Regions from separate parts of the Homo sapiens genome. Here region 1 is linked to region 2. A link is an interaction called in ENCODE POLR2A ChIA-PET data of the cell type or tissue named here. Cell type or tissue: Caco-2. All regions are shown on one strand. Each heading gives the region's core, and the rest is flanking DNA. Links, peaks and the distances in the headings are about the cores only.

What was found. ChIA-PET counts read pairs that join two places held together with the same protein. Peaks named below come from ENCODE experiments on the same cell type or tissue, not always from the same donor. Only the 100,000 strongest peaks of a DNase experiment are listed, where the experiment ranks them.
Region 1: POLR2A ChIA-PET joins it to region 2 with 12 read pairs; 2 of 35 experiments call an interaction of 5 or more read pairs at or near these places.

Annotation. Positions count from the first base shown.
Region 1 is chr6:42,116,021-42,121,787 of GRCh38, reverse strand. All of the region lies in intron 2 of C6orf132 (chromosome 6 open reading frame 132), which reads left to right. Among named protein-coding and RNA genes, the nearest start is that of C6orf132, 24 kb to the left of the region's middle. In Caco-2, for the core only: no CTCF peak of the experiment used is centred there; a DNase peak (open chromatin) is centred at 3,057.
Region 2 is chr6:41,619,649-41,625,415 of GRCh38, reverse strand. No RefSeq gene overlaps it. Among named protein-coding and RNA genes, the nearest start is that of MDFI, 16 kb to the left of the region's middle. In Caco-2, for the core only: no CTCF peak of the experiment used is centred there; a DNase peak (open chromatin) is centred at 2,975.

The sequences.
Region 1 (5,767 bases), core at 505-5,504, 500 kb before region 2:
AGGGTCATCTCCCTCCCACTCTGCAACTCCACACCCCGCCCCACAGGGCCAGTGCCCCAGACCAGGCTCCAGGAGGAGTCTGGTGAGGAAGTTTGCATTCCACGATGCGTAGCTAAGACTCCGAGCTGGCTGCTACCCAGGGTCAACCATGCATTGCCCACTGGCCCAGCCCCTGGTGACCCACCCTTGAGACTTGGCTGAGCTCTGAGGAATCCCAGGCATGAGGATGTGTGTGTCCCAGGCATGAGGAGGCCAGTGGGGTGGACTGGGGCCATCAGTGGGTAAGCCCTGCCCTCCTGAACTCTCAGGGGTGCAACAGGTGAGCAGTGGGCCCCAGCCCCCACAAAACTGCAAAGGGAAACTAGCCTCATCCTTGAATAGCGAGTGTTTTCTTCCCTGCCTTCTTCCCTCCCTTTCTTCCTCCTTCTCAACTCTGAAATGTTAGCAGTCAATAGGGCAATAGGGGATTCCTGGTGACCTGTCCCTGACCATGGGGAAGAACCCATTTCCTCAGATGCAACCAGAGAGACACACCCTGAAGGCTGTGCCCGGAGCAGTGGCCCAAGTCCTTGATTAGAATCCAGGGGAAATAAACTTTCTTGAGCACTACTCTGCAGGACCTCTTAAGGTGTGCAGTGGCCTCTGGTATCACAGCAAACCTAAGGGAGGTGGGATTATTCCCATTTTACAGATGAGAAAGCTGAGCCTCAGAAGGCAAGAAAGGGACACACTTCTTGAGCACCATCTATATGTCAGCTACTATCTCTGACTCCTTTTAGATAAGTCAGTTAAGATTGCAAATCTGGTCTGCCTGACTCCTAAGTTGATGTTTTTTCCACTCAATCACAATAATTAAAAAGAAAACTAGGCCAGGCGCGGTGGCTCATGCCTGTAATCCCAACACTTTGGGAGCCCGAGGTGGGAGGATCACAAGGTCAGGAGTTTGAGATCAGCCTGGCCAATATGATGAAACCCCGTCTCTACTAAACATACAAAAAATTAGCCGGGCATGGTGGCATGCACCTGTAGTCCTAAGTATTCAGGTGTCTGAGGCCGCAGAATCGCTTGAACCTGGGAGGTGGAGGTTGCAGTGAGCCAAGATCGTGCACTCCAGCCTGGGTGACAGAGCGAGACTCCGTCTCAAAAAACAAAAACAAAAAACCCCAAAAAACACACTATTATTGTATTGGGTATTTTTTTTTTAATTATAAAGGAAACAAAAGTTCATTGTTAAGAACCTCAGGCCGGGCACGGTGGCTCAAGCCTGTAATCCCAGCACTTTGGGAGGCCTAGGCGGGCGGATCATGAGGTCAGGAGATCGAGACCATCCTGGCTAACACGGTGAAACCCCGTCTCTACTAAAAATACAAAAAATTAACTGGACGTGGTGGTGGGTGCCTGTAGTCCCAGCTACTTGGGAGGCTGAGACAGGAGAATGGCATGAACCCGGGAGGCGGAGCTTGCAGTGAGCCGAGATCGCGCCACTGCACTCCAGCCTGGGCAACAGAGCAAGACTCCGTCTCAAGAAAAAAAAAAAAAAAGAACCTCGCAATAAAGACAAGGAAGGAAATACATATAAATATTCTTGGAATGGTAGTTTCCTCCACCCATGCTTCCTCCCTAATCATTGCTGGGAACTTTCCAATATACTAGGCTGTGATGATGGGTTTTTTTTGTTTTTGTTTTTGTTTTCGAGGTGGAGTTTCGCTCTTGTTGCCCAGGCTGGGGTGCAATGGCATGATCTTGGCTTACCGCAACCTCTGCCTCCCGGGTTCAAGCGATTCTCCTGCCTCAGCCTCCTGAGTAGCTAGGATTACAGGCATGTGCCACCATGCCCTGCTAATTTTGTATTTTTAGTAGAGACAAGTTTCTCCATGTTGGTCAGGTTGGTCTTGAACTCCTAACCTCAGGTGATCAGCCCACCTCGGCCTCCCAAAGTGCTGGGATTACAGGCATGAGCACCCGCCCCTGGCCACTGTGATGGTTTTTAAAGGGCTGCTTTGGCCAGGTGAGGTGGCTCACATCTGTAATCCCAGCACTTTGGGAAGCAGAGGAGGATCACTTGAGCCTTGGAGTTCGAGACCAGCCTGGCCAACATAGCAAGACCCTGTCCCACAAAAAATATAAAAACAAGCTGGACAGGCTGGGTGCAGTGGCTCACGCCTGTAATCTCAGCACTTTGGGAGGCCGAGGTGGGTGGATCACTGGAGGCCAGGAGTTCGAGAGCAGCCTAGCCAACATAGCAAAAACCCATCTGTATTTAAAATACAAAAAAATGAGCCAGGTGTGGTGGTACGCGCCTGTGGTCCCAGCTACTTGGGAGGCTGAGGCAGAAGAATTGCTTGAACCTGGGAGGCAGAGTTTGCAGTGAGCCGAAATTGCACCACTGAACTCCAGCCGGGGCAACAGAGTGAGACTCTGTCTCAAAAAAAAAAAAAAAAAAAAAGCTGGAAAGCTGGGCATGGTGGCTTGCACCTGTAGTACCAAACTTTGGGAGGCCAGGAATTCTCCCTTTTTTTTTTTTTTTTTTTTTTTTTTTGAGACAGAGTCTTGCTCTTGTGCCCAGGCTGGAGTGACGTGGCGCAATCTCAGCTCACTGCAACTTCTGCCCCCTGGGTTCAAGTGATAGCGATTCTCCTGCCTCAGCCTCCCGAGTAGTTGGGATTACAGGCGCCTGCCCCACACCTGCCTATTTTTTTTTTCTTTTTTTTTTTTTTTTTTGTAGAGACAGGGTTTCACCATGTTGGCCAGGCTGGTCTCAAACTCCTGACCTAAGATCCACCTGCCTTGGCCTCCCAAAGTGCTGGGATTACAGGAGCTCAGGAATTTGAGGCTGCGGTGAGCTATGATCTTGCCACTGCATTGCAGCTTGGGTGACAGTGAGATCCTATCTCTAAAAAAAAAAAAAAAAAAAAAAAATTAAAGGGCTGCTTCAACTGAACTGAGTTGCTGGCTTGTACACCTCTGTGAAGTAAGTGAAGTGACCGATGGTCTTAGCTTCTGGGTGTTGTCTGGGTGTGAGGACGAGGAAGTGCTGAGGCCCAGTTTCGTGGAGTTCCCAAGCTGGTAGAGCCAGGGCTGGACTCTGCCCCAGGCAGCCACAGTGCAGGGAGTGGCTGTGGCCGGCTGCCCAGGCTGGCCCAAAGAGGGAGGTGCTGCAGCCAGGCCCACCAGGAGCACGCTCAGATGCTCTTTTGCATGTTCTTTGCTTCACTGTACACAGGTTGGTCTGCCCCTTTCGATGTGGGCTGCCACACTCGGAGGGCCATGCACTCCACTCCCCTGAGAATGTTTGAGGCACATGGCAACCCCTGCTGGCAGCACCCTGGGCTCCTAAGTCTGTCATTTTCCTGATGCCAAGGGTGGAGCAGTGTAAGGTTGGGACACAGCAGGCTCCCCAGCTGACTGCAGCAGTCAGAGCCCTGTGTCTGAGGCCAACAGTGACCTCAAGCCCAGCCCTGCCTGCCTGGTCTGGGGCTCCTGGAAAAGAACTTTGAGAACTCTCCCTCCCACCTACTCCTGCCTCTACCCTGCTGCCCCTTTGGCATCTCTGGAGTCAGAGGACAACCTCGAGGCAATACAGTTGTCTGTCCCAACACCCTGTCATCGAGGGGTGACCCTGAGTGTCCAGGTCACTGCCCACACGACGCAGGTGAGCTGACTCACAGAAGGGACACTTTATGGACTGACAGAACGCTGTAGTCAAAGTGATCCTTGGAGAGTATTTACAGAAGGGGCAGAAAACTGAGACCAGAGTGAGAAGTTACTTTGCTCCAAGTTAATTGGTAGCAGAGCTAGAGCCATAACACAGGTTTTCTGCCTCTTTGTCCCATATTCTTTTTTTTTTTTTTTTTTTTTTTTTTTGTGACAGGGTTTTGCTCTGTCACTCAGGCTGGAGTGCAGTGGCACAATCTTGGCTCACTGCAATCTCCACCTCCTGGGTTCAAGTGATTCTCCTGCCTCAGCCTCCCAAGTAGCTGGGATTACAGGTGCCCACCACTACACCTGGCTAATTTTTTTGTATTGTTAGTAGAGATGGGGTTTCACCATGTTGGTCAGGCTGGTCTCGAACTCTTGACCTCAGATGATCCACCTACCTTGGGCTCCCAAAGTGCTGGGATTACAGGCGTGAGCCACCATGCCCGGCACTTGTCCCATATTCTTTCTGCCACTCTCACTCATCCAGGAACATATTCATTCAACAAACATTTGTTTAACTGCCCGGTCTGTGTCAGGCACATACAAAGAAGCAGCCATCACCGAGCCCTCAAGTAGACTGGGCTGGGCAGCAGGGACTACAGTCATCAACTCTATGTCTATAGACATAGAGTTGTGTTAGAGGGAAAGTATGAGAGCAAACACTGTACTGGCAAAGGAAGCAGGCTGTCAGGTCCCAATATTGGCCCTGGCACTTACTAGCTGTGTGACCTTGGGCAATGTACTTAGCCCTCTGTGCTTCAGTTTTCTCATCTATAAAATAAAAATAATAACTTGTCTCTTAGGGTTACTGTGAAAACTAACAGTAAGACTGGGTTGCTATATGTGAAGTACTCAGAACAGTGCCTTGCACCTAGTAGATGCCTAATAAATGTCAGCTGCAATAATAATGCACACAGAGCCTGAGGATCACACAGGGAGGAGAATTAACTCTGGCTGGGGTTGCCAAGAAGGACTTCACAGAGGAAGGGCATTTAATCTGGGGCTTAAAGGATACCTAGGAGTTTGCCAGGAAAAGAAGAGAATCCTAGGCAGAGTAAGAACAAGAACAAGGCTGCGGAAGCTTGAGGTGTGGAAATGGATCGCAAGTGGGAGCAGTGACTTTCGGGGGTTGGGAGAGGCAGATGTAGCTGGATCATCTAGAGGGCTTTTCAAGCTACCCATCTGCCCCTGGGACCTCTGAAACCTCTGCACAATTCCTCCAACAGGTGGTTTTTGTGCCCCACTGAGGACCCCTGCTGCAGGGAGCACACTTGTTCATGAGTCGGTCAGGTTCCCCCAGCTACAGTGGGATAGGAAAAAGACAAGAACCACCAGTGGGAGCCCAGGGTTTGTGGAGTAGGTGGGGAGAAGATGGTAGGAGCTGCAGAGGTCCAACTTATGAAAGTTCTCACAGGCCATGTGAAGGTGTTTGAATTTCTTCCTCTGGACCAATGGAAGGATTCTGAGCCAGAAAGTAAGCTGCTCTGAGATACTTTTGGGAAAGAATATCCCCGTGGCAGCTTTGGAGAATGGAGTGAGGCGGAGACTGGGAAAGTATCTGGCATCAAAGGGAGTCTGTTCATCTGGGTGAGGGATGGTGAGGACTGAGGAAGGGCTGAGGTGGAGGGGCAGCAGGAAGGAAGGATTCAGGAAGTGATGGGCAGAACTGGATGACCAGCTGGGTTTGCAAGGTGCCCGAAAAGACAGTGATCCATAACTCGCTGTGGGACCTTGGGCATGTCACTGAATCTCTCTGAGCCTCCATTTCCTCATCTGGAAAATGGCGGTAGCAATGACAGCACCTGTCTCATTGGGCTGTTGTGAAAAGCAAATGAGTTAAGTGATAGAAAGTGCTGAAAGAGGCTGGGCACAGTGGCTCATGCCTGTAATCCCAGCACTTTGGGAGGCCACGGCGGGCGGATCACAAGCTCAGGAGTTCAAGACCAGCCTGGCCAACATAGTGAAACCCCGTCTCCACCAAAAATACAAAAATTAGCCGGGTGTGGTGGCAGGTCCCTGTACTCCCAGCTACTTGGGAGGCTGAGTCAGGAGAATCGCTGGAACCCGG
Region 2 (5,767 bases), core at 467-5,466:
CATGAAGAAGCTTTTGGAGGTAATGGCTGTGTTTGTTACCTTGATTGTGGTGACGTTTTCACAGGTATATGCATAAGTCTAAATGCATCAAATCGTATATAGGAGATGGGTGCAGTTTTTTGTGTATCAACAACAAAGAAGAAAAAGGAGGAGCAAGAGGAGGAAGAAAAACATAAAACAGACATATAAAAAGAAAATAGATGATGGGGCTGGGGGAGGGGAGGAAGGGGAAGTGATGCCAACGGGTGCAGGATTTCCTTTTGGGGAGATGAAAAGGATCTAAACGTGACTGTGGGGATGGCTCACAAAGCTGAATAAATGAAAAACCGTTGAATAGTATTTAAATCTGTGAACTGTATGATACATAAATTACATCTCAATAAAGCTGTTACAAAAAATAGCTATATGCTGGGGCACGTGGAAGCTTCAATAAGCTTCAAGGAATTGAAATAATATTTTAGAAAATAAAAAGAATAATAGGCCAGGCACGGTGGCTCATGCCTGTAATCCCAGCAGTTTGGGAGGCCAAAGTGGGCGGATTGCGAGGTCAAGAGATCGAGACCTTCCTGGCCAACATGGTGAAACCCCGACTCTACCAAAAATACAAAAATCAGCTGGGCGTGGTGGCGCGTACCTGTAGTCCCAGCTACTTGGGAGGCTGAGGGGGAATTGCTTGAACCTGGGAGGCTGAGGTTGGAGTGAGCCGAGATCACGCCACTGCACTCCAGCCTGACGACAGAGCAAGACTCCGTCTCAAAAAAAAAAAAGAATAATAGGGCAGGCCAGGTTCAGTGGCTCACGCCTGTAATCCCACACTTTGGGAGGCTGAGGCAGGTGGATCACTTGAGGTCAGGAGTTTGAGACCAGCCTGGCCAACATGGTGAAATCCTGTCTCTACTAAAAATAAAAAAAATTAGCTGGGTGTGGTGGCACGTGCCTGTGGTCCCAGCGACTCAGGAGGCTGAGGCAGGAGAATCACTTGAGCCCAGGAGGTGGAGGTTGCAGCAGTGAGCCAAGATCGTACCACTGCACTCCAGCCTGGATGACAGAGCAAGACTCCATCTCAAAAAAAAAAAAAGAAGAAGAATAGGACAAACTGAGGGAGGAAGCCCTTGCAGGCTCTAGAAGAGAGCCTAGGGCTATTGGGGCAAATAATGTCCAAACATTGGTTACCTGGCCCATGGCCCAGCGACAAGTTACACGTTCCAGGGAGGTGTGTTTCTTTGACCCCGTGAGCTCCCTGCTCTATCAGGGACCCTGGTTGTCCAGGTCTAAAGGCCATTTTGGATAGAATCATGGAAGCCCTAAGAACAGGTTTCAGCCTTTCTCCCTCTTCTCCAGGGAGGCTGAGTGGAGCAAGGATAAATAAGAGGCCACTGGCCGGGCGCGGTGGCTCACGCCTGTAATCTCATCACTTTGGGAGGCCAAGGCGGGTGGATCACCTGAGATCAGGAGTTCGAAACCAGCCTGACCAACATGGTGAAACCCAGTCTCTACTAAAAATAGAAAATTAGCCGGGCGTGATGGCGCATGCCTGTAATCCCAGCTACTAGGGAGGCTGAGGCAGGAGAATCGTTTGAACCCGGGAGGTGGCGGTTGCGGTGAGCCGAGATCATGCCACTGCACTCCAGCCTAGGCAACAAGACTGAAACTCCGTCTCAAAAAAAAAAGAAAGAAGAAAGAGAGGCCACAAGGTGCCCGGGGCTTGGTGAGAGAGCAGTGTCTGTGTTGCAGGGGCTTGTGGAGACGTCCCAGGGCATTAGGTGGGGAATGGAAGGTGGAAGGCACAGAGCACTCTTTCAAGAAATTTGGCAGTGAGAGGAAATATAGCAAGAGGAAAAGAGCTGGAGAGGGAGGGAGGACAGAGGGAATGTTTTTGTTTGTTTGCATTTAGAGGGCAGTAGACAGGAGTATGTTTTCGTCTGAGGGAAAAGGAGTGTGGAGAGAGAGAGGGACTGAAAAATCAGAGGTAGAGGGAAGGGAATGAAAAGGAAATATGACCAAAAAGGATCTTTTTTTTTTTTTTTTCAGATGGAGTTTCGCTCTTGTTGCCCAGGCTGGAGTGCAATGGTGCGTTCTCGCCTTCCCGCAACCTCCACTTCCCAGGTTCAAGCGATTCTCCTGCCTCAGCTGGGATTACAGGCATGCGCCACCACGCCCGGCTAATTTTGTATTTTTAGTAGAGACGGGGTTTCACCATGTTGGTCAGGCTGGTTTCTAACTCCTGACCTCAGGTGATCTGCCTGCCTCAGCCTCCCAAACTGCTGGGATTATAGGTGTGAGCCACCCTGCCCGGCCCCCAAAAAGTATCTTTTTACCTCATCAGCCAGGGGATTTGACAGCCTTATGAAAAAAGCAGGACCTCTCTTTCTCTGAGGCAAGGTAGGGGGTAGATTGAGGGAGCCCTACCTGGACGGTCTTGACTGTCCCTGAAATAATTACATGTATTGAACATTCACTCACTGTGTGCCAGGCACTGTTTTAAGTGTTAAGCATGTCATATCTTGCTCATTTCTCACAACCACCCTCAAGGTCAATACAATCATTGTTCCCTTCATTTGACAGTAGGGAAAACTCAGGCACAGAGAGGACTGGTAACTGGCCCAAAGTAATGCATTGAGTTAGCAATGCTCTTAGACATAGGCAGAGAGGCCTCTGACCTGAGGTCTGAATGTTTGAAGGCTCTGCACGTCATAGCCACCCAGAAAACAAACTTACTAACAAAGGAAGACTTCAGCTACTGGCCATAGTGAAGTTACAGAGATGAGATTTACTGTCCTGCCTTGAAAAACTAGGGCTCCAGATAAAGTAGATGAAACAATGATTTTTCAGACTTTGAACAAAGGCAACTCAGGACTATGATCTCTGAGAAAAGGGAAACAAAAAAGGTGAGCCCTATAATTACCTCCAGCTCACGGCCTGAGGCAGTTTGCAGGCTTCAGTACAGGGACAGGGAATCCAAACAGAGTTTGGAGTCTTGCTGATTGAGAAAACAGAGTTCAAGAGGCCAACGGGCTGGAATTTGCAGGGCAGAACACCAGAGAGCAGGGAGCTGAGCATATATCCAAAGATCTGCAGAGATGTCTTCTTAACTCTTTGGCTGAGTACTGATTTGCACATGCATGAAAGGCAAGGCCTGGGAAAGAACCACAGAAGGCAGAGCAGTGCCTGGGGCTCACACAGGGTTGAGATTAGTTTCTGTTCCCAAAAGGCAGAACGAAAAGACCTTGTAATACATGGGATATCAGGTACAATTCTCAAACGGGTATTGCCTTAGTAGAGGTCTAAATTAACCTTAGACTAACAGCTCCTCTGTATCTGTCCTAACAAATCTTAAAAGTAAGCATCAGAAGTAAAAATCTGATTCCAAATGTGTTAAGTGTGTGGCCAGAACCAAGTCTGACACTACTTAAAGGAATGCAACAAAATGCAGCCTCAAACAATGTAAAGTTCACAATGTTCAGAGTCCTGTCAAACTACAGATCAATTACCTCATAAACATAAATGCAAAAATTCTAAACAAAATTTTTGCAAATCAAGTCCAACAACATATAAAAAGTATAAAACACCATGGCTAAGTGGGGTTTATCTCAGGAACACAAAGTTGGTTTAATGTTTGAAAATCAATCAAATTTAATTCACTATATTAACAAACTAAAAAGTGAAAACCATGTGATCATTGCAATATATGCAGAAAAAACATTTGGTAAATCCAGTATTTATTCCTGATAAACACTCTCAGAAAACTAGGAATAGAAAGAAAGTTCCTCAATCTGATAAAGAGCATCTAAAAACAAACAAAGAAACAAACAAACACAACAAAAGGCATACAAAGAAATAGAAAGTGTGACCACAACCAATGGAAAAATCAATCAGTAGAAACAGACCCTGAAATGAAGAGATGAAGAAATTAGCAGAAAAGGACATTGAAAGAGATGACATAAATATGACTCATATATTCAAGAAGGTAGAGAAAATCATGAATATAATAATGAAAATGTGATTTCCAGGAACAAAAATATAGCATCTCAAATAAATAAAAAAATACAGTATATTAAATAAAAAATACACTGGAGTGGATAAAAAGCAGGTTAGATACTATAAAATAAATTATTTTGAAGATATAGCAATAAAAAAATCTAAATAAAATACAGAGAGAAAATGAGGGTGGGGGGAATAAACAGAGCATCAGTAACATTGGAGGTAATATCAGACAATCTAACACGTGTAATTGGAGACCCAGATAGGGTGAGGAGATAAAAAATGATATTTGAAGAAATAATGGTTAAGAATTTTCTAAATTTGCCAGGCACAGTGGCTCGTGCCCATAATCCCAGTGCTTTGGAAGGCAGAGGTGGACAGATCTCTTGAGGCCAGGAGTTCAAGGCCAGGCTGGCCAACATGGCAAAACCCTGTCTCCACCAAAAATACATACATTAGCTGGGTGTGGTGGCATGCACCTATATTCCCAGCTACTTGGGAGGCTGAGGCAGGAGGATGCTTGAACCTGGGAGGCAGAGGTTGCAGTGAGCCGAGATTTTGCCACTGCACTCTAGCCTGGATGACAGAGTGAAACCCGGTCCTCCCCCTGCCACCCCCCAAAAAATGCAAATTTGTTGGAAACTAAAAACAGCAGATTCAAGAGGCTCACGAACCCAGGCAGAAGAAACATGAAGAAAGCCACACAAAGACAAAGATACATCATAATCAAGTTGCTGAAAACCTGGCTGGGCACAGTGGCCTGTAATTCCAGCACTTTGGGAGGCCAAGGTGGGCAGATCCCTTGAGTTCAGGAGTTCCAGAGCAGCCTGGGCTACATAGTGAAACCCCGTCTCTACAAAGAAAAAAAAATTCTGAAAGCCAGTGTATTTGGTATTGAATTGTATTTGGAAAACCTGTGTATTTCAACTTGCATAAGGAGCCAAAGAGAAAAGAAGCATTTCACACAGAGAAACAAAGAAAAAGAATGACAATATATTTCTCGCAAGAAACTATAGGACATATATGGCAAGAAGCCATAGGACAATGGGAAGATATCTTTAAAGTACCAAAAGAAAAAATAAATTGTCAAGCTAGGTTTCTATACTCAGTGAAAACACCTTTCAAAAATGGGCTGGGCACGGTGGCTGATGCTAATCCCAGCACTTCGGAAGGTGGAGGTGGGAGGATCACTTGAACCCAGGACTTTGAGATAAGGCAACATAGTGAGGCCCTGTTTCTATTAAATATATATAGGAGGACTAACACTAACTGATTTCAAGACTTACCATAAAATTACAGTGTGATATTCATGTACAGACAAATAATTAACTGGTATTCACCAATTATAATTTGTATTTTTTCCTTTTCAATTGTAATAGATAATGCTGAATATTTTAAAATAAAAAATTTATATTTTAAAGTAAATGATTCTAATTTTTGATTTTATTACATTTACTTTAAATGCATTCATAATAATACATTTAAATGTATATTTTGAACACAATTATTTTATTTTTAATCTTTATATTATTACTATTAATAAATTACGTGAAAATCTTGATTATAAAAACATACCTGATTTTACTGAAATGAAAGCATGAAAAAGAAATGTTACAGAAGACAATATTATACCTCATGAATCACAGATGTTTTATTGATTTTTCATCCAAACATTGACAGCCCAACAAGAGGACCCACAGACATGCAGTATTAATTAAATTCGGTGATTTTAGTCTCGGAGCCGTGGCTTATACCTGTAATCCCAGCACTTTGGGAGACCAAGGCA